Linked DNA regions of Homo sapiens: region 1 is linked to region 2. Evidence: chromatin loops called from intact Hi-C (ENCODE). Cell type or tissue: endothelial cell of umbilical vein. All regions are shown on one strand. Links, peaks and the distances in the headings refer to the core of each region. The heading gives the core; the rest is flanking DNA.

The links. A loop is a pair of places that touch in the nucleus more often than their neighbours do. Peaks named below come from ENCODE experiments on the same cell type or tissue, not always from the same donor. Only the 100,000 strongest peaks of a DNase experiment are listed, where the experiment ranks them.
Region 1: a loop joins it to region 2, with 8 times the contacts of the local background. A loop is called at or near these places in 1 of 110 quality-filtered maps.

What each region holds. Positions count from the first base shown.
Region 1 is chr10:49,546,580-49,557,691 of GRCh38, reverse strand. It overlaps the pseudogene HMGB1P50. Among named protein-coding and RNA genes, the nearest start is that of ERCC6, 13 kb to the right of the region's middle. In endothelial cell of umbilical vein, for the core only: no CTCF peak of the experiment used is centred there; DNase peaks (open chromatin) are centred at 5,241 and 6,971; H3K27ac peaks cover 3,593 bases.
Region 2 is chr10:49,825,356-49,836,467 of GRCh38, reverse strand. PARG (poly(ADP-ribose) glycohydrolase) reads left to right here. Exons shown (of 18, transcript NM_003631.5): 16 at 3,560-3,665. Among named protein-coding and RNA genes, the nearest start is that of OGDHL, 69 kb to the right of the region's middle. RefSeq lists enhancers at 4,030-4,793, 4,794-5,559. In endothelial cell of umbilical vein, for the core only: no CTCF peak of the experiment used is centred there; a DNase peak (open chromatin) is centred at 4,877; H3K27ac peaks cover 2,337 bases.

The DNA of each region.
Region 1 (11,112 bases), core at 3,026-8,025, 280 kb after region 2:
TCTTAAAAAGCACCTTGAAGAATCTGTGGGTCTCAAAACACAAACCTCACAGAAATGAGGTGGGCTGTGGGTGGGGGCTCCTGCAGGCTGGAGGAAGCAAGTTGTTGAAGCTTCACCACTTCCTACAACCTTGGAACAGCTTCTGGCTCTGAGATCTGGGGCCACCAAGCTGATGGATGGAGAGGCTATCTCTTTGTCTGACATCCCTGAAGCTGTGGGAGAGGGGTTGGGGCTGGCATGGTATCCTGTGTCCCCGGAGGATGGAGATTGTGGGTGGGGGCAGCAGAGATCTCAATCCCCAATCAGTGGGAGAAATGGACATTGATCCAGCCAATTACAAAACACTTTGGTTAAGTGTTGAGGTAGAGTTGAGCCTTGGGTGTTGGAAAAGCTTAGAAAAGGGCTGGAATTTCAGTTAAATCATGGAGGACTCCTAGAATATTACCAGACTGACTAGCTGGAGAGGACATGAGCAAAGACTCAGACATTCATTCCTCCATTCTCCAAAGGCCAGGCGTGCCACTAGTTCCAAATATTAGGGAGAGAAAAAGGAATGAGAGACTGTAACAGACTGAATTGGGGAATTTTAATCCAGTAATGTGCAAATGTGATTTCCTCCCCCCATGCCCCTACAATAACCACTACTATCAGTTTTGCCTTTTCAGATTATTTTTCTGATCCTGAAAGTGGAACAGAAAGAAAACTTGATCTCTTGCCCAATAAGTTTGGCTAGTATTCTGATTCACAGTTAAAACCTTTACCCCCTTTCAGGCAAATACTTAGTTTACTTGGATGTGATGATCCTCTGCCCTGGTCTTCAGCAGTGAGCTGCTGGCAGAGGAGATCATGTGGCTTGCTCTCCCCGCAAGCCTCTCTCTCCTCCCTCTCCTCTGTTCCCTGCCCTAGCCATACAGAATTCAGGGAGGCATGAGAAGAGTCTCATGTAGGGAGCACTGGCTGGTGGAGGAAGCGGCCATTGCTGGCTCATTCCTGCATCTCATCTGGATGCTGGTGATCTGTGCAGCCTTTAAAGTCCTGAGGATCTGCTTGCTCCATGGTGATTGTGCAGTGACCCGTTGGCTGCCCCAGTGCTTTTGTGCAAATGGCAGGTCCTGTCTGGTAGTGTAAGCCCTCAGAGGGAGCCAGTTTTTTGTCCTCCACGTCTTTGGCAATGAGCATGTCACAGCTTTCTAGGTCACCTCCCATATTTGTTAGCTCTTGCTGTATGACAAGGTATTAGAAAACAGTGTTTAATATAATTAATATGCATAAGTTCTTACAATTCTATGGGTCAGCTAGGAATTTCTCTGGTTTGGGTCAGCTTTCTGACTGCTGAGATCAGCTAAAGGCTCAGCTGGGCCTGCATGGTCTAGGATAACTTCACTCACATGCCCTGAGTTGACCTGACACCCATGAGACCCATGTTGGACTTCTGCCTTACAGAACTGTCAGATAATAAATATAGGTTGTTTGAGACAAAAATAAAAAAAGGAAAGTATCCATTGCCAAACTCCAGGTTATAAAGACTCACCCCTAGGTTTTCTTCTAAGAGTTTTAGCACTTACATTTAGGTGTTTGATCCATGTTGAATTAATTTTTGTATATGGTGTGAGGTAGGGGTTGAACTTCATTCTTTTGCATGTGGACATCCACTTGTCCCAGGATCTTTTGTTGAAAAGACAATTATTTCCTCATTGAGTGGTCCTGGCACCCTTGTTGAAAATGAATTGAGCATAGATATATGAATTTATTTCTTGACTGTCAATTCTGTCCCATTGATCTATATGACCATCCTTATGCCAGAATATTTTAAAAATGTAAATGTAATCGTGTCACTTCCTTACTTAAAACCCTCCAACAGATTTGATTTGCATTTAGAATCAAATTTCATGCCTAGGTTACAGAGCTCTAGATATTTGGCCCCTTTCTATCTTGGCTTCAGCCAGAGTCCTAATTTCTAGTCTGAAAACTTGCCAACTTTGTGCCTTACCCCTTCACACTACTGCTTCCTGTCAAGAATCTTCTTCTGCCTGATCTTCCTACAGCTATCTTCTTCCTGTTATTTGGACCACCGTTGAAATGTCTCATATTAAGAGACCACTTCATACCCACCAAAGAGGCACTTGTTCTCTGTTATTCTGTTTTATGTTCCTCAATAGCATTTATTACTTTATATATTTGATTTGTATAGTGCACTTTTAATTTTCTTCCTCTGCTAGAATGCAAGTGCCATGAGAGTAGGGACCTTGTCTGCCTTGTTCATTTCATGTCCCCCACAACCATCAGAGTACCTAGCTCCAAGCAGCCACTCAATAAAATGAATCTGTTGAAATGGAAAATGCCCACATCCATTAGGTGGTATTCTGGTCTCTCTCACAGCCATTTGCTGAATAGCAATTCCTGAGAGTAGGCTAATTTTAAAGGGAGTGACACTGACAATTAAAGAACAAACAATTACAATTGCCCCATGGTATACAGTACAGTAAGATCATGTGATAGTTGATTTTAGGTCAATTTTACCGGATTAAGGAATATCTAGAGAACTGGCAAAGCATCATTTTTGGGTGTGCCTGTGAGGGTGTTTCCAGAGGAGATTGGCTGTGAGTTAGTGGACTGAATGGGAAAGATCCCCTCTCACTGTGGGTGGGCCCCATCCAATTGGCTAGGGACCTGGCTAGAGGTAGAAGAAAGGTGAATTCTTTTCTGTCTCTCTCAGAGCTGGGACACACTTGGTCTTGGACATCAGAACTCCAGCCTTTGGACTGCAGGACTTATGACAGTGGCCTCCTGGGTTTTCAGGCCTTTGGCCTCAGACTGAGAGTTAAACCATTGGCTTCCCAGGTTCTTAGGCTTTAGGATTTAGACCTATCCCAGGGTCTTCAGCTTGCAGATGGTCTGTTGTGTGACTTTTTAGCCTCCATAATCACATGAACCCATTCCCCTAGTAAATCCCTTCTCATACATCTCTATCTCTATCCCTAGCTCTGTCTTTATCATCTCTATCTCTATCTCTATGTCTCTATCTCTATTTCTATCTCTATCTCAGCTATCTCTATCTCTATCCCTGCCCATATCCCTCCCCCATCCCTATCTCTATCTCTACCTATCTCTATCATCTCTATCTCTATCTCTATCTCTATCTATCTCTATCTCTATCTTCATCTCTATCTCTCTGTCTCTATCCTATTGGTTCCATCTTTCTAGAGAACCCTGACTAATACAGATTATATGATTATATTTTCTTTCTACATATTTTATCTGGAATTAAATATCCTGAAAACATGTCCATGCCCTCAGGTTATTCTTTACTGTTGCTACATTCTTATTTATATTTACACTTGCAGTCAGTTTCCTCTGATATGAATAATAGATCAGCAATAACTTTTCCTCTTGTGTTCAGAATCATTACAATTTCCTTCAAAATCTCTTTCATGTATAACTGCACATATTAATCACAATGCTGGTTATTAATGATAAAATTACATTGAAATAGTGGAGCTGCTGAAATTAAGGTACTCTGAGATCAGCCCATGTCTTCTTCTAAAGTTTGAGCAGATCTTTGCTCATCCATCTTTTAGATCAGCTTTGAAGTGTAAGATGATTGTTGGAGATTATCAAAATGTCTCTAAAAGATTACCAAAAAACAATGCCCAAATTAAGCAGGGAAGATCTTGACAAAAAGTCAGGGCAGAGAAAAAGTTGGACAGAATATATGAAACAATGAGAAAAAGAGTAAAAAAAGCACAGAACACCATGGTAGAGGTGGGACTAAAAAGTTAGGGGACTGTTCCTCATTCCTACCTTTCACCCTTCCACTATACACACGCACACACACACACACATGATTCAATGGAATCATATTTTTTTTTTACTAATGAAAAACTGTATTTACTTAGAAGCATTCAGAATGTCAACAAAACTGAAACCACCTTTGCAAAATTATGACAGTAATTAAATTATGATATAGCTGATTCCATCTTGCTTCTAAGATATCCTTGTTCATTCCCGGGTGTAGGCCAAGCTAACTTTGGGAAGAATTTAGTTTATGGTTTAGCTGATAAGAGCCCTTCCCAAAACTAACCTGCCTTTGTAAAACTAATAAAAGTCCACAAGATTAGGACTGTGAGAGTGGCCTGAATCTTGCTAAGATGCAGGCGTAGTTAAACAATTACCGGCCATTGTTCTGGAGGTCACAAGATTTGTAAATTCCTCAATTACTCCTGTAAATAACATCACTATTTTAGAACCTAAGATTGGCCTTTTGAGATGTCTTTTCAGACTTTCGCATTTCTCATAACGAGATGGCTCCATCCAGACCTGCCACTGAAGACAGCTAGTCCTACGTCCCCTGCCAGAAGCAGACTCAGCACGTGAGGACCATTTTCCCACACCCATATGATTACATTCCCAACCAATCAGCAGGACCCAGTCTCTAGTCCCCCACCTGCCAAACTATCTTTAAAAAACTCTAGCCTCCAAATTTTTGGGGAGGCTGATGTGAGTAATAATAAAACTATGGTCTCCCATTTAGCTGGGTCTACGTGTATTAAACTTTCTCTATTGCAATTCCCCTGTCTTGTTAAACTGGTTTCATCTGGACAGTAGGCAAGAAGAACCAATTGGCAGTTACAAATTAGCAGCAACTTCTTCTTCTTTTTTCTTTTTTTGCAATTACTGAGTGTTATTCAGTTAACAAACAATTATTTCATACAAGCCATATCAGAGCAAACTGAAGATGAAGAAACCATCATTCCTACATGTAACTGATTTGTGCTGTGCACCAAAGAACCTGCTTTAAATTTCCATGCCAATTTACAACTCCCATACTGTACCAGGCAAGGTTAGAGTCTGTTGAAAATACCATCAAGGCTATCTAAAGACAAATTTGATAGTGGGTCGGCTATACAAACGGAAGACACTGTATAGTTTAAATACAAATCTTACACATTTCAATTGTTTCCCTTAAAATGAGTGAGTTGTATACACAGGGGTTAAATGCTTTATAGATAAGAAAAAAAAAACTGGACTAGAACCAATTTATTCATCATCATTTTCATCTTCTATCTTCTTCCTCCTCCTCTTCATCTTCCTTCTATTTTCTTACTTTCTTCAGCCTTGATGACTCCCTTTTTGGCAGGCTTTCCTTTAGCTTGGTATGCAGTAATTTCCTTTTTGTATTTTTCCTTCAGCTTCTCAGCCTTCTTTTCCTAAGGCTGCTTGTTATCTGCAGCAGTATTATTATTCCTGAGAAAAGAAAAATAGCTTAGAGCATTCTGAGCTATGTGAAGTATGCAAAATTCATCTGGTCCACAGAGACATAAGTATGAGACTTTAGTCATGTCCTCTACACCCATGCCCGAGGGCAATTGTTTAAAGACTCCTTGTTCCTGACTATCTGCCTCACCCGTTATCTTCATGTTCTTGGAATTTGAATTATCTTCATGTTCCTACACACAGAACAATATATAGACAATCAATAGCTTATGTTATTTTAATGTAAATTCTTGGTAAACAACTTAAGAAGCTCGTCTTCTTTTCCTTTAAAAACCTACTTTTAACAGACTGTATATCTAGGACAACTTGAATCTGTGCTCCCAGATTGCAGTCCTCAAGCTTGGCCCACATAAACTCTCTACTTATATTAACTTTGCCTCAGCCGCTTCCTTTCAAGCCAACTCCACTTCTCTCCAAGCTTCTTTGCAACATCCCCAAAGGATAGTCCAGGTGTTTTCCTTTGACTCTGGGGTGATGGAATAGAATAAGAAAAATGCCTGAGGAATCATCTTGTGCACACTGAAATTCCTGAAGTTTTTATTTGTTTCTCCCTTAGGAGGAAGATAGGTTTTCATTTCTCTCTCTTTTTTTTTTTTTTTTTTTTTTTGAGACGGAGTCTCACTCTGTTGCCCAGGCTGGAGTGCAGTGGCGTGATCTCGGCTCACTGCAACCTCCACCCTCCGAGTTCAAGCGACTCTCCTGCCTCAGCCTCCCAAGTAGCTGGGATTACAGGCACCTGCCACCATGCCCAGCTAATTTTTCGTATTTTTAATAGAGACGGGGTTTCACCATCTTGGCCAGGCTGATCTTGAACTCCTGAGCTCATTATCCACCCGCCTCAGCCTCTCAAAGTGCTGAGATTACAGGCGTGAGCCACGGCGCCTGGCCTTCATTTCTCTTTTATAACAGGACTTGTCTGCCTTTGGCATGTCTTCAGATTTTCCTTTCCCTTTAGCAGATATGGACTTCTGCATCTCTGATCACTTCTTAGTAAACTCTGAGAATCTGACTGAAGCGTCTGGGTTCTTCTTCTGCTCCTCCAGGCAAGCTTGCACAAAGAATGCATGATAACATTTTGCCTCTCAGCTTCTTAGGGTCTCCTTTGTCCACATTTAGTTGTTTTTTCTCCCAGTGCCCATCTGGCTCTCACTTGTCCTGGCTTAGTCTCTATGGAGCACCATGTACTGCAATTGAAACTGCCTTTGCAAAAATTGTAACTGAGGCAATTTCTATGGGAAAGAGATCTGACCTGATTCCATCTTGCTTCTAACCTCCAAGAGGTCCTTGTTCATTCCTGAGTGTACACCAAACTAATTTTGGGAGGAACTCAGTTTATGGTTTAGCTTTGAAACAAAGATGATAATAGCCCTTTCCCAAAACAAACCCCCCTTCCTGCCTGGGGACTAGAGTGCCTTGGCAGGACTAACAAATTAGCTGCAAGATTAGAAATTATGGTTTAGGAGTCATCCAGCTGGAGGCTGCAAGATTCTAAACCTCCTCAAATTGCTCCTGGGGATAACATCATTATTGTAAAACCTGAGATCAGTTCTTGAGATATTTTGCTGTACTCAGTGAATAAGCTGCCCCCCGCCCCCCCCCCCCCCCCCCCCCGCCATTGATAAACTGAGCTAATCTGGTCTTGTGGCCCACACTCAGGAACTGACTCAGCACAAGAGGACAGCTTCGACTCACTGTGATTTCATCTCTGACCTGCCCAATCAGAACTCATGACTAACTGGCCCCTACCCACCAAACTATCCTTAAAAATTCCAATCCCCAGCCGGGCACAGTGGCTCACACCTGTAATCCCAGCACTTTGGGAGTCCCAGGCAGGCAGATCACTGGAGCCCAGGAGTTCAAGACCAGCCTGGCCAATGTGGTGAAACCCTGTCTTTACTAAAGATACAAAAATTAGCTGGGCTTGGTGGTGCTTGCCTGTAATCCCAGCTACTCAGGAGGCTGAGGCACAAGAATTGCTTTAACCTGGGAGGAGGTTGCAGCGAGCTGAAATCACAACACCGCACTCCAGCCTGGGCAACAGAGAGAGACTGTGTCTCCAAAAAAACAAACAAAACAAAACTCTGATCTCCGAATTCTTAGGGAGACTGATTTGAGTAATAATAAAACTCTGGTCTGCACAGCCAGCTCTGCATGAATTACCCTTTCTCTATTGCAGCTCCTCTGTCTTTATAAATTGGCTCTGTCTAGGCTCTAGGCAGCAGGCAAGGTGAATGTGTTGGGTGGTTATGTCAGAGGTGTTTAAACCAGAGCAACTCCATCTTGTATAGGGTCTGGGTAAAATAAGGCTGAGACCTACTGGGCTGCATTCCTAGGAGGTTAGGCATTTGTAAGTACAGGATCAAACAGGAGGTCAGCACAAGACACAGGTCACAAAGACCTTGGTGATAAAAGGATGCAGTAAAGAAGCCAGCCAAAACCCACTAAAACCAAGATGGTGGTGAAGTGACCTCTGGTCATCCTCATTGCTCATTATATACTAATTATAATGTGTTAGCATGCTAAGAGACACTCCCACAAGCACCATGACAGTTTACAAATGCCATGACAATGTCAGGAAGTTACCCTATATGGTCTAAAAAGGGGAGGAACCCTCAGTTCTGGGAACTGCCCACCCCCTTCCCAGAAAACTCATGAATAATCCATTCCTTTTTTAGCATATCATCAATAAATAACCATAAAAATGGGCAACCAACAGCCCCTGGGGCTGCACTGCCTATTCTTTATTCCTTTACTTTCTTAATAAACTTACTTTTACTTTACTCTATGGATTTGCCTCAAATTTTTTCTTGCACAAGATCCAGGAACCTTCTCTTGAGGTCTGGATTGACATCCCTTTCTGGCAACATCTTCCTGGTGAACCACAAAGGGACTATACTGAGGAGACCCTGACCCAAACGAAATAGACTGCAGCACCAATTGGCTAACTTTGGGTACATGGCGGGGTACATTTTACTCAGGTAAAGGATGAGATTGGGTTAGAGGCCTAACTTAGGAAGGTTAGAGTCTCTCCTAAGACAGAGAGGGTTAAAGGCCCCTCTTAATAAAAGGCAAGGATGCTTGACTGAACTTGGGTTTGAGGCCCAACTTAGGAAGGTTAGAGTCCTTCCTAAGATTTAGGGGGTTAGAGGCCCCTGTCAGTAAAGTCCTTCTTGGTTAAAAATGGATTTGGCCCTGCAGGATGTTGACTATTATTCTCTCTGGATTAATCTGTCTTGCATTCTTTGCTGATGGCTGTGGGTGACAGAATTAAGCATGTACAGGACCATGGGACATGGGGAGCTTTTTCCTCCCCAAAGGGGGACAATTGAGAGCTGATGGGCATGCTGGAAAATATCCCTTTGTGGCTGACAAGTGGCCACCTGAACTTCTGGTTCAGTGTCACTGCAATGGGTGGGTCTTTCTCTGGCCTCCATGAGCTCTTTGCCTTCCCTACCCCACTGCAGGCAATGCTTTTCTCCCTTCCTTTTCCTATCTCTCTGCACAAATTTGTTGTAGGAATGGTAAAAATCACCATCTCTTGCATTATCTCTTGCAATTTTAATTAATGAGAAAAAGGATTTCTGAGGCTAGTCTTAAGCTGTAGTGAATCTGATGTATTTTGTGCTATAAATTTGTCTTTCTGTATCATTCTGTCATAAAGAAGAGTATCTTAGGAGAGAACATGGGCTTAGTATCCCATAAAACCACTGTTCAACACACTCCAGCAAGCTGGTCAGTAACAAACTTTGCTGCAGGTCCCTGAAACAATGAAACTGGATGAGGTTTCCCTCTCATCTTGTTCTACGTTCTTGGGAGCTTGATCTTGTAACTGCGGGGCAGTAGTTTCTCTTTCTCCACCATCCGGAGAATAGGAATTTTGGAATTCATGTCATAGCCTTAAAAATTGTCTTGAGCAGTTAAAAGTTTTTGCAAGCTAAGAATTGGCTGCTTCTAGGCTCCTTCTGGGAAGAGTAACAGAAACTGTCCAGTGCTGTAGCTTAGTGGCTAAGGCTTTGTCTTTTCACAATGGGGGCCCGGGTTCAGGGTTCAATTCCTGGCCTAGGGAATGAGTACTTTTTGGTTCATATCTGTGTGAATGTTGCCATTTGTTGATTCTCTGCCCCTCTGTGAACAACTTCTGACTTCCTTCTTGAATTTTCCTTTCTCTGAGCTACCTTTGGAGATTTTACATTTTGTAAAAACTGCTAACCATCTCTTTGAAAAAAACTCGTTGACTCGTGGTTAAGTTATAACCTTAGTTAAGGCTTACTGGTTTTGCCTGAGAGGTTACTGTTGGTAAAATTCAAAAGCCAGAAATATTGGCCATTTGGCCTGGGTGAGATCAGTAACAAGAAATTTAAAAGGACTTTTTAAAAAGAGTGGTATGGTTAAAAGTTAGCTTAATTAAAAGTGGATAGCCAAGCTTTACCTATATTTAAAAGAACTTTATGTTTCTTCTCTTCTTGGAAGATGTTTTTCTGGAAAAAAGGTTTTTTTTTCTTCTCAGTTGAATGAACTGTTTTTCTCCATTTTGTCTTCTTGCCATTCTTGATGCACACATGAGAGGACCTAAGAATTTCTAGCAGCATGGGACTTCTTGGGAAAAACAGAGGAGGTGCCACGACCTCATTTTGGGAAAAATCTCTGTTTTCCTCATAAAATCCCAGGAATCGAAAGTGGATAGATCCCTCTAAAATATAAGGCTCTGTTCTCTTTTGCATTGCATTATCTGATGTTTTTGACTTTTGGGGGTATCAGAAATTTGCCCTGTGAGAGAACTTTAGTGTATAATAACAAGGGAGGAAATGCACTTTTAGGGATGGCTAATGACAGTTATGGGGGGATACTCAACTCTTTGCACATTTGGATCAGAGAAACATGCTCTTGGCCCCCTGGAAGATATGGAAATATACCCACTCACTACTGAGAGATAAGACTCCCATGGGAAATGGCCTGATTTCCTCTTTTTGCGATCCAGGATCTGGTATAAAAATGGGACCCAAAATTTTGGGGAATCTGTTTTGCCTTCCAGCTGTGCCTGCTTATTAGGCCCTAGAAATTGCACACTTTAAAGAGAAACTTAAAAGCTGGCAAATGAAAAATCTTACAACTACTAGATCTGTCTGTCTATTTAAATGTGTTGTATGTGTGATATGTATAAATGAAAGAGCTCTGATTAATTGGCTTAAAAATAATAAGAGCTTAAATCAATCAAGCAATCTGTATTTCCCAAAGATTATTTGATTTAATCTTTGGGAAATAAAGACAGTTTTACAGATTATTGGTAAAATTAAAACATTTGGTCTAAATTACACTGGTTGCTGAATACTTTAAGGTCAATTGCTTCTTTCACTTTTAAAAATTGTTCTAGTACCTGCTTTGGAGCCATTAGATTCTAAGTAAGGCCTGAGGACATGTGGAGTTAGCCATGCCTCCTGGCTATGCTAGAAAGAGTCAGACCTTATCTACACTTCTGTCTGGTGTCTTAAGCTCCAAAGCTGGTACATAATTAGAATCACTTACTTACCAGGTTTTTCACCAAAAATAAAAGTTGCTAAGAGTTAACATTGTAACATGTAATTAAGACTACTAGAGATATACCAGGCATAGTGGCTTATGCCTGTAATCCCCAGCACTTTGAGAAGCTGAGGTGGAAATATCGCTTAAGCTCATGAGTTCCAGATTAGCCTGGGCAACATGGCTAAACCCTGTCTTTATAAAAAATACAAAAAGTAGCTGGGCATGGTGGTGATGTCTGTAGCCCCAGCTACTTGGGAGGCTGAGGTGGGAGGATAGCTTGAGCCCAGGAGGTGGAGGTTGCATCGAGCTGAAATTGTG
Region 2 (11,112 bases), core at 2,895-7,894:
TAATGTTATAATTATTTTAGGGATGAAGTCTAATCTCAGCTACTCGAGAGGCCGAGGCAGGAGAATCGCTTGAACCCGGGAGGTGGAGTTTGCAGTGAGCTAGGATCACACCACTGAACCCAGCCTGGGCTAAAAAAAAAAAAAAAAAAAAAAAAAAAAAGTCGTAAGAAATCAGAGAATACTAAAAACCTCAGAAAATCAGTATCAATATCCACTGTGTATTAAGTTAAAGAAGTATAGTAGATTGATTTCATATAAATGAGTAACTTTAGGAACAATAATTATTAAATTATTCCAGCAAATAGAATAATGTATTTACATGATAATGAAAGACATCTTTTAAGTAAAATCATGCATCACTTAAAGATGGAGATATGTTCTGTGAAGTAGTCACTGTGCACATGTCACTTTACACAACCTAAGTGGTATAGCCTGCTACTCACCTAGGCTAGATGGTATGGCCTATTGCTCCTAGACTACAAACCAGTCGAGTGTGTTACTATACTGAATACTATAGGCAGCTGTGACGCAACGGTAGGTATTTGTGTCTTAAACATAGGGCAGGTGCTATGAAAATAATGGTATAATAATCTTATGGGACCATCGTCACGTTTGTGCTTCGTTGTTGACTGCAACATCACTATGCGGCACGTAACTGTCTATCTGCTTGGGCCTTCTAAAATTGATATTGAAGCCAAAGATCTTACTTAAGTGTAAAATCTTATACATCAGTTTGTGCCAGACTATTCCCCTGGATACCATTTCTTTCCTGGGCCTCATTTTGGGCCTGTAGACTTTATACCAGTTTTGTTTGGTCTCTTTTCCGTTTTCTTTCCTTCTTTCCTACATCTTTATCATTACCATGTCCTGGTTGGTCTCTAGTTTTTAACTCTAGGTACTAATATTTTCATCTTTCTTCTCAATACACCCCTTTGCAACCTTCAGGACTCCCAAATTACCTTTATGTTCGCTGTCTTCTTCCCTTCCCATCAAAACTCATTCCAAGAGAGGGTTGTTCATTGGTATCTTCTGCTTACTATCCTGAGGTCTCAGTGCTTCCTTTTTCTTTTCCCCCTTCTGAGTTGTTGATTAGTAAAAATAAATTGCTCTGTCATTGCAGACTGTCAGGGCAGGGTATGGCTAGAGTTCAAGCTGGCTTTCTTTTATTCTCGCAGCTTTCTGATGAGTCTTCTCAAGTACTCTTGCTCTGGGTGGGGGAAAAACAAACGCATTTGCCAATATAGAGCTCTTGAGAACTCCTAATGCCTTTCGCTGTGGAGTGAGAACTTGGCAACTCTTTTAAGGTCTCTATCCTTATCTCATCTTTGTTTCTTTACCAAGGGAGTTCAATTCCTACTCATAAAAGGAAAGGTCCCCTGATTCAAGGCTCTGCCCTGGTCTCCAGCACTTAAGGCATCCTTCTTCCTAGAGAAGGGAGAAGCCTGGGCTGACTTTCCAAAGAGGGCTCAGGGCAGCATACTACTGCTGTCTTATTTCTGACCTTACAAATGCTTGCTTCTTAACAGAATAAAATAATTTTGTATTTAATCATTATAACCAGTTATTCTAATTTCTATGTAATTTTATCATTTAATTTTTATCTGATTAATATTTTTTGGTGGCAGGGGTGGGGGATAGAGTTCACTGTCACCCAGGCTGGAGTGCAGTGGCACCATCATGGCTCACTGCAGCCTAGACCTCCCAGGCTCAAGCAGTCCTCCCACCTCAGCCTCCCAAGTAGGTGACACCACAGGTCTTGCCATATTGCCCAGGCTGGTCTCAAACTCCAGAGCTCAAGTGATCCTACCACTTCAGCCTCCCAAAGTGCTGGGGTTACAGCCATGAACTTTTAAAGATTTGATCTAAACACTGAATGAGGTTTATTTTCAGTTTCATGGTTTGTTTTTATGGCCATTTTTCAAGATAGATAATTTTCCAGGAAAATTGGATAATATTTTGTACTAGATTTTGCTTCTAATAATTTAAATGTTTCAAATTCTCAATCATTAGGCCTTAGTTTCACTAAGCTATTTTTGCACATTGAAGTAAAGTTAACCCAGTTATTTAGAGACAGCAGTAAGAAAGAAACTAAAACCATCCTGATAGTATAAAACAGAGAAATGAACTAGGAATCTGAGGAAGCCTTCTTCTCTCTAGGCATGTTAGAAAATTCTGACATGAAACAAAGCGGCAAAGTTATGTTTATTCTTCCAGAGGGTTTGTTTTTTCCCTTGTTCGTTAATGACACAGACTATCTTTCAAGAGCCTATTCAAAACAAATGGAGCTCTCAGATTTTTTTGACCTGAAAGAGATTTTCAGAAGCTCCATGCATCTGACTATGCAGGTAATTTGTGAGCGCTTGTGTAAGCTCTATACCACAGTGTTGAATAATGATCTGGTACCAACTTATAATTAATATCTGTCAGGATTTACAGTCTAGGAGGGTATGGAAGGAATAGCCTTGTTAATCCATCGAGACAGTCTGTAAAATAAATTTTTATACCTTTGTGGAAACTTCAAAGAACAATTTAATATATTTCTATGTGTGGGTTTCATAGAAGCATCTTTCTTTATCCTTGGTTTTTCTCTGGGAACATTTGTCAAGATCATTCTTTTAATTGTATTTGCTATTATATGTAAGCTATATTTTAGGCTTCGTTTGGAACTTGAGAACCCAGGGGAGTTTTGCTTTGCTGCTGTATTAAGCCTGTTACAGTCTGATCACTTCAGAAAATAAGAATTTAGAAAGAAGGCAGAAAGACCAACTAGCTGACAGCAAAGAGGTGGAAATCAGGAACTCTGGGATCTTACACAATGGTCTTCTCATATAGAAAATGAGCTGTTCATTTAATTAATACTTAGCCAGCATCTTCAGAATATATTGTACTTTTCTCACATTACTGGCAAGTTTTTAAATATTCTAGCTTAAAACAGAGCTGTGAAACTAGAGAATCTTAGAGCCAAAAGGCATCTTAAAGGTTATTTCATAACCAGGTATAGGAATCCCTTCTATAGATAGTTGCTTGCTCTTTGTTAAGTATGTCAGTAGCAGGAAGCACATTTATTAATCTAATCTCCATAACTGAGAGAGAGAATGCTGAGGAGGCATAATAGTGACCCTTTGCCTGATGAAAAAAATAGTGATTAAAGCCTTCAAAGAAAAAGAAAACTGTTCTAACAAGTCCCTTTCCTGGTAGTTTTTCCTAGTAGTTTATAATTGGGATCCTATTAGTTCTTGAAATATCTGCTATTTTCATTTCTGTTTGTTTGAAGTGGAAAAATAAATTGGGACCTGTATTAGTTTAAGGGATTTTATGTGCTTAGCATTCAAACAAATAAATATTAGAATTTATCATTTCTTAGTCTCTTCCTTGCATAATCCCAGGTTTTTCTCTCCCTTTCTCCCTCTTTGTTTTTCCCTCTATTTTGGCCCCTATGGAAAAAAAAAATGAGAAATTGAACATAAGCTTGATAATGGACACTGATCCTAGTACATCAGTCAGAAACACTGTTAGTGTCTAGGCACTCACAGGCTTTGATAATTCTTTTATCCTGCAGGCTTACTGTGGATTTCTCCGTCCTGGAGTTTCTTCAGAGAATCTTTCTGCAGTGGCCACAGGAAACTGGGGCTGTGGTGCCTTTGGGGGTGATGCCAGGTTAAAAGGTAAGTTGTTGTAGAAAAGGATAAAAGCATTCTGCCCACACAAAAAAAGTTAGTCCTTCAAACCAGATTTCTCATGTCCTGTCATGAGACCACAAAAATCTAAGAGAAAAGGAAAAGGAATATTTAACACTATTTTCTTTTTTCCTATTATGTTTGAAGGAATTCTTATTTCATTTACCATTTTCCTTCAGAGGTCGCTTATCACTTTGATCCCCCAGACACAGTATTTTGTTGAGTATTGAAAGATTGGCAGGAGGAGAAGAGCATATAATGACTGCGAAGTTTCAAACCTGAGTTTTCACTTTCCTCCACTGGAGTGATTTTTATGGACAGTTATTTCACAGACTCATTCATCCACCAAATTTAATAGCACCTCTGCCACTTTCTAGGCACAGTGGTAGGCTCTGAGATACAAAGATGGAGAAGATGTGATGCCTGCTTTGGAATTCACAGTCCAGTGTATGAGAGAGAGGCAGTATGAGACCGATGCAGTACATGGGAATGAGTGCTGTAGTGGAGGCCCATGGGGCTGTGGGAGCACAGCCTGGGAGAGCTGCATGAATGGCACAGATAGGAGGCATCTGGATGTCCAAGAAGCAGAAACATTTCTTACGTGTTATTGTTTGTGGTAGGAAATTCACAAAATCCGATCAACAAAGCTATTGGCCATTTACTACATTGACATTTTTTCAAAGTATCAGTTATAGAAAATAATACTATATCATTACTTAGGATGATTACTTTTCCATTTCATCCCAACTGGTCTGACACCACCTGGGTGTACTGCATTGCAAATCTGACACTGACTACCTGGAGTAATCGCAGATCTCGCCTATTAAGAACAGAGTCCACAAGACTGCCCCCACTTCAGACTCCATCCACAAGTTTCAGGGGAATCCCCAGGCCACGCACATTTCTGTCCAGCTGGTTACTATTGTAGGAGGTTCCCATGTCCCCACCTCAGGTTCCATAATTTACTAGAATGACTCACAGAACTCAGAAAAAAGTCCTGTCCTTACCACTGCAGTTTTATTATAAAGGAGACACATAAAGCGAAGCCTAGAAGGGAAAGCAGAGCTTCTACAACCCTTCCCCTTAGTGTCAGGGCACCCCACTCTCCTGGCACATCAGCGTGTACACCAGTCAGGAGGCTGCACTGACCTTTGGTGACCAAAGATTTCATTGAAGTCTCATTCTGTAGGCATGATTGATTAAATCATTGGCCACATGATTGAGCTCGGTCTCTGCCCTCCCCTGACTCCCGGATGTGCAATCTGAATCGCCTCATTAGCAGAACAAAGGCACCAGCACTCAGGAAATTCCAAGGGTGTTTGAAGCTTTTACCAGGAACCCAAGATGGCACACCAGAAAAATTCTTTTTTATACCACAGTTACAAAGTAACAAGCAATAAAGCAGACATAAAACAGCCAGCTGGCCTTAATAGCTGAACTATATTTAGATAAAATTCATCTCTTTGAGAATACTTGAGTCTGTCATAATGTAACTGCCTTTCCCCTCATCAGTAAAATGCTTCTTAATATTTTTATAAAAATGACACATTTATTATTTTTTTTTAATCTAGAAAAATACCATGAAGTATATAAAAATCACTAGAATTCACTGTCAGCATTTGGTGACCATTCTTCAGGTCATCTCAGTAGCAATGTATGTAACTTGATGAAGTGACACCCTCTATTCTATTCTCCAGCCTCCTCCTTTTAGAAAGTCTGCAGTCTCATGGATAGTTTTCAACTATCCATCTAACAAATGTAGATCTACTGAGTACTCAGCATTTGTTAGTGGCTACACAGTATTCTGTTGTATGCACATATGTACCATAATTTATTTCACAGATTCTCCATTCAGAGTTTGTTTTCATTATATTATAAGGAGTACTACAGTGTGTAGTACAATTATATATATTATGTGTAATTATCTTCTTAAGGTAAATTCCTAGAGGTGAGATTAATGACTCAAAGAATACGTATACTTCATTTTGATCCTTGTAGATTTCACTCTGAAAGGTGATATCAATTCACATTGTCTTCCTCACATGAACAGCATCACCAAGACAGGACTTTGTTACTATTTTTCATTTCTCTAAGGTTCAACAGTTTTCGTGTTTATTGGCCATTTGTTTGTTTTGTGAATTGCTTTTTCATGCCTTCTGCCCATTCATCTCTTTGGGAGTAGTTTGATTTTATCACTGGCTAGTAATAACTCTTTGTATATTAAAAAATATTAATTGTTTAACTGTTACATGTTATAAACATTTTTCTGCTTCTTCATTTATTTCAACCGATCAGGCTGAAGTTACTGAGTTAGCTTTTATGTGTTCACATTTTTGTGGTGTGCTTATAAAGATGTTTCCTGTCCCTTTATGCTAAAGACTTTCACCTACATTTTCTTCAAATTCAAAGACAAAAACTGCATGGTGCTATTTTCGGTGTTTGAGGAAACCTATTTTTCACTCTGGGCTTATTGATCTTACGACAGATACTTTTTTCCTGTCTTTCTCTTAAGTAAAATGAATGACTAGATTCAAGTCATCAATCCAGAAGCTAGGTCTGCTGTAAGCCGTGGTCATTTGTGATAGACAGTTTGGAAAGCTTTATAAATGTGTTCACTTCTTTTCCTTTTTTCTTTTTTTCTGGCTTAAAAGCCTTTCAGACTGCAGCTGTGCTTGCTCTGGTGACTATCAAGCATAGTAGTCTAAGATTTCCATTATATAATTCATTTCCTCAACTATTGAGATTTAAATTTTGGAGTAACTGACATTTCCCTCCCCTTCATTAGCATAAATATTCATTAAAAATTTAGAATGAGTCATAAAGTCCTTCAATGGGGAATTGGTTACTAAACTATGATGCTAAAAAAAAAAGAAATTATGGTACATTTATGCAATAAAATATTATGCTTCCTTTAAAAACCATTATAGAAATGTGTCTGCTGACAGGGAAAGATGGTTTTGGAATATTGACAAATGGGAGAAATACCCAATGTATGCCATATAAACCATTTTAAAATTAAATTGTGAATATAAAATATCACACACAAATTTGCAGTTCTCTATGTTCATCTGTTTACGTGCCAGGATTAACTATGGTTGTTCTCTAGTGGGTGATAGTCTTTGTTTTGTTTTGTTGGGGGTTTTTTCATTTTTTATTTTTAGTAGAGATGGGGTTTCACTATGTTGCCTAGGCTGGTGTTGTGATTACACTTGTGAGCCACCACACTTGGTCAGTGATGTTTTATACTTTATTTTTAATCTGCATCTTTTTTATTGTGAGCATATATTGTTTTTGTAACAAAAAAATCTTATAAAAAATGTTCATGGTGGGTAACATGGGCAGGTATAAATCCTTAAACTTGTATTTCTTTAATTATTAATAGAAATAAGGCTAAGCTGAGCACAATGGTATGCGCCTATAGTCCCAGCTACTTGGGAGGCTGAGGTGGGAGGAATGTTTGAGCCCTGAAGTTCAAGGTCAGCCTAGTAAGACCACATCTCTTACAAAAAAAGAAAATTACAAAAGAAAGAAGGCAAATTTTTTTTTTTTTATTTTGAGACGGAGTCTTGCACTGTCGCCCAGGCTGGAATGCAGTGGCACTATCTCGACTCACTGCAACCTCCACCTCCTGAGTTCAAGCAATTCTCCTCCCTCAGCCTCCCGAGTGGCTGGGATTACAGGTGCCTGCCACCACGCCCAGCTAATTTTTTGTATTTTTAGCAGAGACAGGGTCTCACCATGTTGGCCAAGCTGGTCTCGAACTCCTGACCTAATGATTCACCTGCCTCAGCTTCCACAGTGCTGGGATTACAGGCATGAGCCACCGTGCCCGGCTGGCAAAATATTTTTAACATGCTTGTTACTTAATTGTACATGAGTTTTGTGTTTTACCACAATTAGTTGTTTGTTTTTGTAAGATACAGGGTCTCATTGTGTCACCCAGGCTAGGGTGCAATGGCGCGATCATAGCTCACTGCAGCCTCAACCTCCTGGGCTCAAGGGATCCTCCTGTTTCAGCCTCCCAAGTAGCTGGGACTGCAGACATGCACTACCATGCCCAGCCTCACAATTAGTTTTGAACTGCTTTAATTGTACATTACTTTGACAACTATTAAGAGAACATTTTTAATATATTAGTTCATTCAATAGACAGTTTACTAACAACATTCTTCCTCAGGCAGCCAGTGGCCCTAAGAGCCACAGGCTAGGAGAGAAGGGACTAGGGGGAGATGGAGGGGCTTTGGGCCTGGCTCCAGCAGCAGCCAGTGGCCTCCTGCATGCCTGTGCCACCAAAGGGGCTCCCTGTGGTCTCCTACCTGACCTGCATTTTTCTGAGCACCTTGTGGAACTCATGTGAAAGCTTTCGAGCCAGTGCAAGCTCTACTTATTTCTGGTGCTCCTAACTGTTCCAAAGTGACCCCCTAGTTCATACTTGGCTTTTAACATTTCATTGAAGTTTTAGCTGATTTATTCCTACCCATTTGTGTGGTGACCACCTCTTTCTCCTGTTACTTTCAAACATAAAACAGTTCATGTGTTTTATCTTCTCAGAGGGGCTTGTCACCCTTTGGTTGCCTCAAAAACTCAGCTCTCTTATAAACTCAGAAAAAGTCATAATTTTGTAGATTACAACATTTGGGCTTTTCTCATGGTTGGGGTAGAAGGAGCTTTTTTTTTTTTTTTTTTTTTTTTTTTTTTGTTTAAGCTTTCTACATCTCGTCTCAGCAGAGATTTTTGCGTGGGGGGCTTCTGCCTCAAATGTACCACCAGACCCTAGGCACCCGTGAGAATTTTAGGAGATAACTTAAAATTATCTCACTGGTTAGTTTGTTAAAAATTTTGCTTTTATCTCATGTCTAATTTTATTACATTGTAATCAAAGAATGTAGATAATACTATTTCTACTTTTTGGTGTTTCTTGAACTTCTCTTCATGGCCTAACATAGTCAATTATTGCAGACATGTTGGCACTTGAAAAGGTGTCTCTGAAAGGTATAAATAAGACTTACTCTTTTGCTGTAAGATTCCATACCTTTTAGGTCAGACTCTGTCCTTGTGACTTTACTTGCTTATTTTGTGAAGGAATTGAGTGCTACTTTAATGTTCCTTCTTCTGTTGTGCTTTTGTAAATTTCTCCTAGCATTTCCTTTGCTGTTTACTTACAAGTTCTTCCAACTTGCCTTATTTTGTTGTTGTTTTTGTTCTGTTTTGTTTTGTTTTAGGTGCTTAGCAGCCTGAAGCTGTGGTATTTAGTTTCTCTCCCTAGTGGTAAGCGGAAAAGAGGGATGAGGAAGGGCTTTACTGGCCCAATCAGGAACAGAAACTAAGAACCCGTGACTGTATTCTCTCCCTTGGACTTCCCCGTATATGTTACCTGACCTGTAAACAAGTATGCCATTGCCAGTTTACTATCATTAAAATGTGTCTTGTTGCATTTTTTGCATTTTCTTTTCTATCCCCATTCCCTACCTTCAGTACCTAAAAGTGACTTGCAAATAAAATATGCTCAATGAATTTCTATTTAACAAATATATTCAGTAGCTTCTGTGTGCCTTTAATTAATCTTGGGCTTTGCCCATTTTTCTGTAACTGTCTGTCTGTACCTGGCTAATTACTTCGGTCCCTTGTAAGATTCTACTCCAGTGGTAACTACTCCAGAAAGACCCTCCTTCCCTTCCACCAGAAAAGTTCTGTATTAGGATTCTTTTGGTTGAAAGAGACACTAATGTAGCTTATACCTTCCACCTAAAAGGGGACTGTTGCTTGACGTGGCTGAGAAAAGCAGGGTAGAGTTGGCCTCAGGTATGAGTTGATCCTAGAATCAGGCTCTCCCTCTGTTTGTGTTGGTTCCTCTCCTGCCTGCTTCTTTCAATATAATGGCCTCATTTTCATCTGTCTCCATCAGATTATCTCTGCCTGACAGGAACCAGGACCAAATAGTTCCAGTCTTGCAACCCTGCAGTTGAGTGACCCAAGAAGAAAGGAGGACTCCTTAGTTTTAAAATGCCACAAAAATACTCTAATTTGACCAATTGGGATTACTTCTCATCCCTTGGACCAAATTGTCATAGCCAGGGATCAAGAAACACAAGACACATCCACTAATGAGATTTAAAGGATTTCTAATTTATTTCCATGACATATGTATATTAAGTGAAATGTTTCTGAGATATAGAAACTTTTTATAAATTTCTTTCAGACCTTATGTCCATTTATATCAAACTTAAATAATGTCTTCACTAGTTATTTTGTAATTTTGGAATCAAGATAGTTAAACTCCAGAAAGACCATTTCTCTAGAAAAAGAATTTAGACAGTGCTGATATGTCATTTTCTACCATGCTGTGATTGGCCTAGACTAGCCCTTTGACTGAGTTTTATAGGAAGTGTGGTTAGGGAGTTGGGGAAAGGGTGACTTCCAACCAAAAATGGAAGGTAGGAGTATAGAGCATTGGATCAGGTCACCTCGTTTGTCTACCACAGGCTCCTCCTCACTTTGCTTTCTTCTGCCAGAACAGATCACACTCTCTTGGTCTCTCTCAGCCTTGCTCAGGAAGATTACTTTCTTAACATTTCTGTATTATCCTTTTTTGTGGCCCCAGTGCTGAGAATGGGGTCTGGCATGATAATGTGCATTCAAAGGTGTCTGGAGCAAGTATCTATTTCTTACAGGTTGAGTATCCCACATCTGAAAATCCAAAATTCAAAATGCTCCAAAATTTACCAAAAGTTTTTGAGCGCATGATGCTCAAAGGTAATGCTCTTTGGAGCATTTCAATTTCAGATTTTCAGATTTGAGATGCTCAACTGATATTGCAAATATTACCAAAAAAACAATGAAATCCAAAACCAATCTGGTCCCAAACATTTCAGATGAGGGATACTCAACCTGTGTCAGCACCTCAGAGATACTGCTGAGTTAGTGGACTTGGAAAATGGCTTTAGGAATTTTTTTAACTATCTGTGAGCTGGGATCAGCCAGGTTTAACAGTCACTGCATTTTCTCTTATGGTTTGCACAGTTACCCTTCCATTTATTGCCCTTCTTTTAAGAATGAGAAACCAAGGTTTATAGACAGCCAATAAACCTGTCCCAAGAGAGCAGCTAGCAAGTGTCAGAACCAACATTCAAACTTGGCTCCATCTTCTTAAAAACCAATATATGTTCATTACTATTGTTATTATTAGTTGAGAACATATTGAGTGCATACTATGTTCTAGGAATTGTACTAAATATATTCTTTACCTGTATTAGCACACAACAACCTATTTAGGTAAGTTTTCTTTTTTGTCTGTATAGGGGCAACAACTGAGGCATCGAGAGGTAAATTAGCCTAGAGTCATACAGATAGCAAGTGGTAGTGCCAGGATGCAAACCAGGATTGAAGCCCTTGTGTGCTTTTGTTATTTAATCCGTATTGGCTGCAGGCTCTGGAT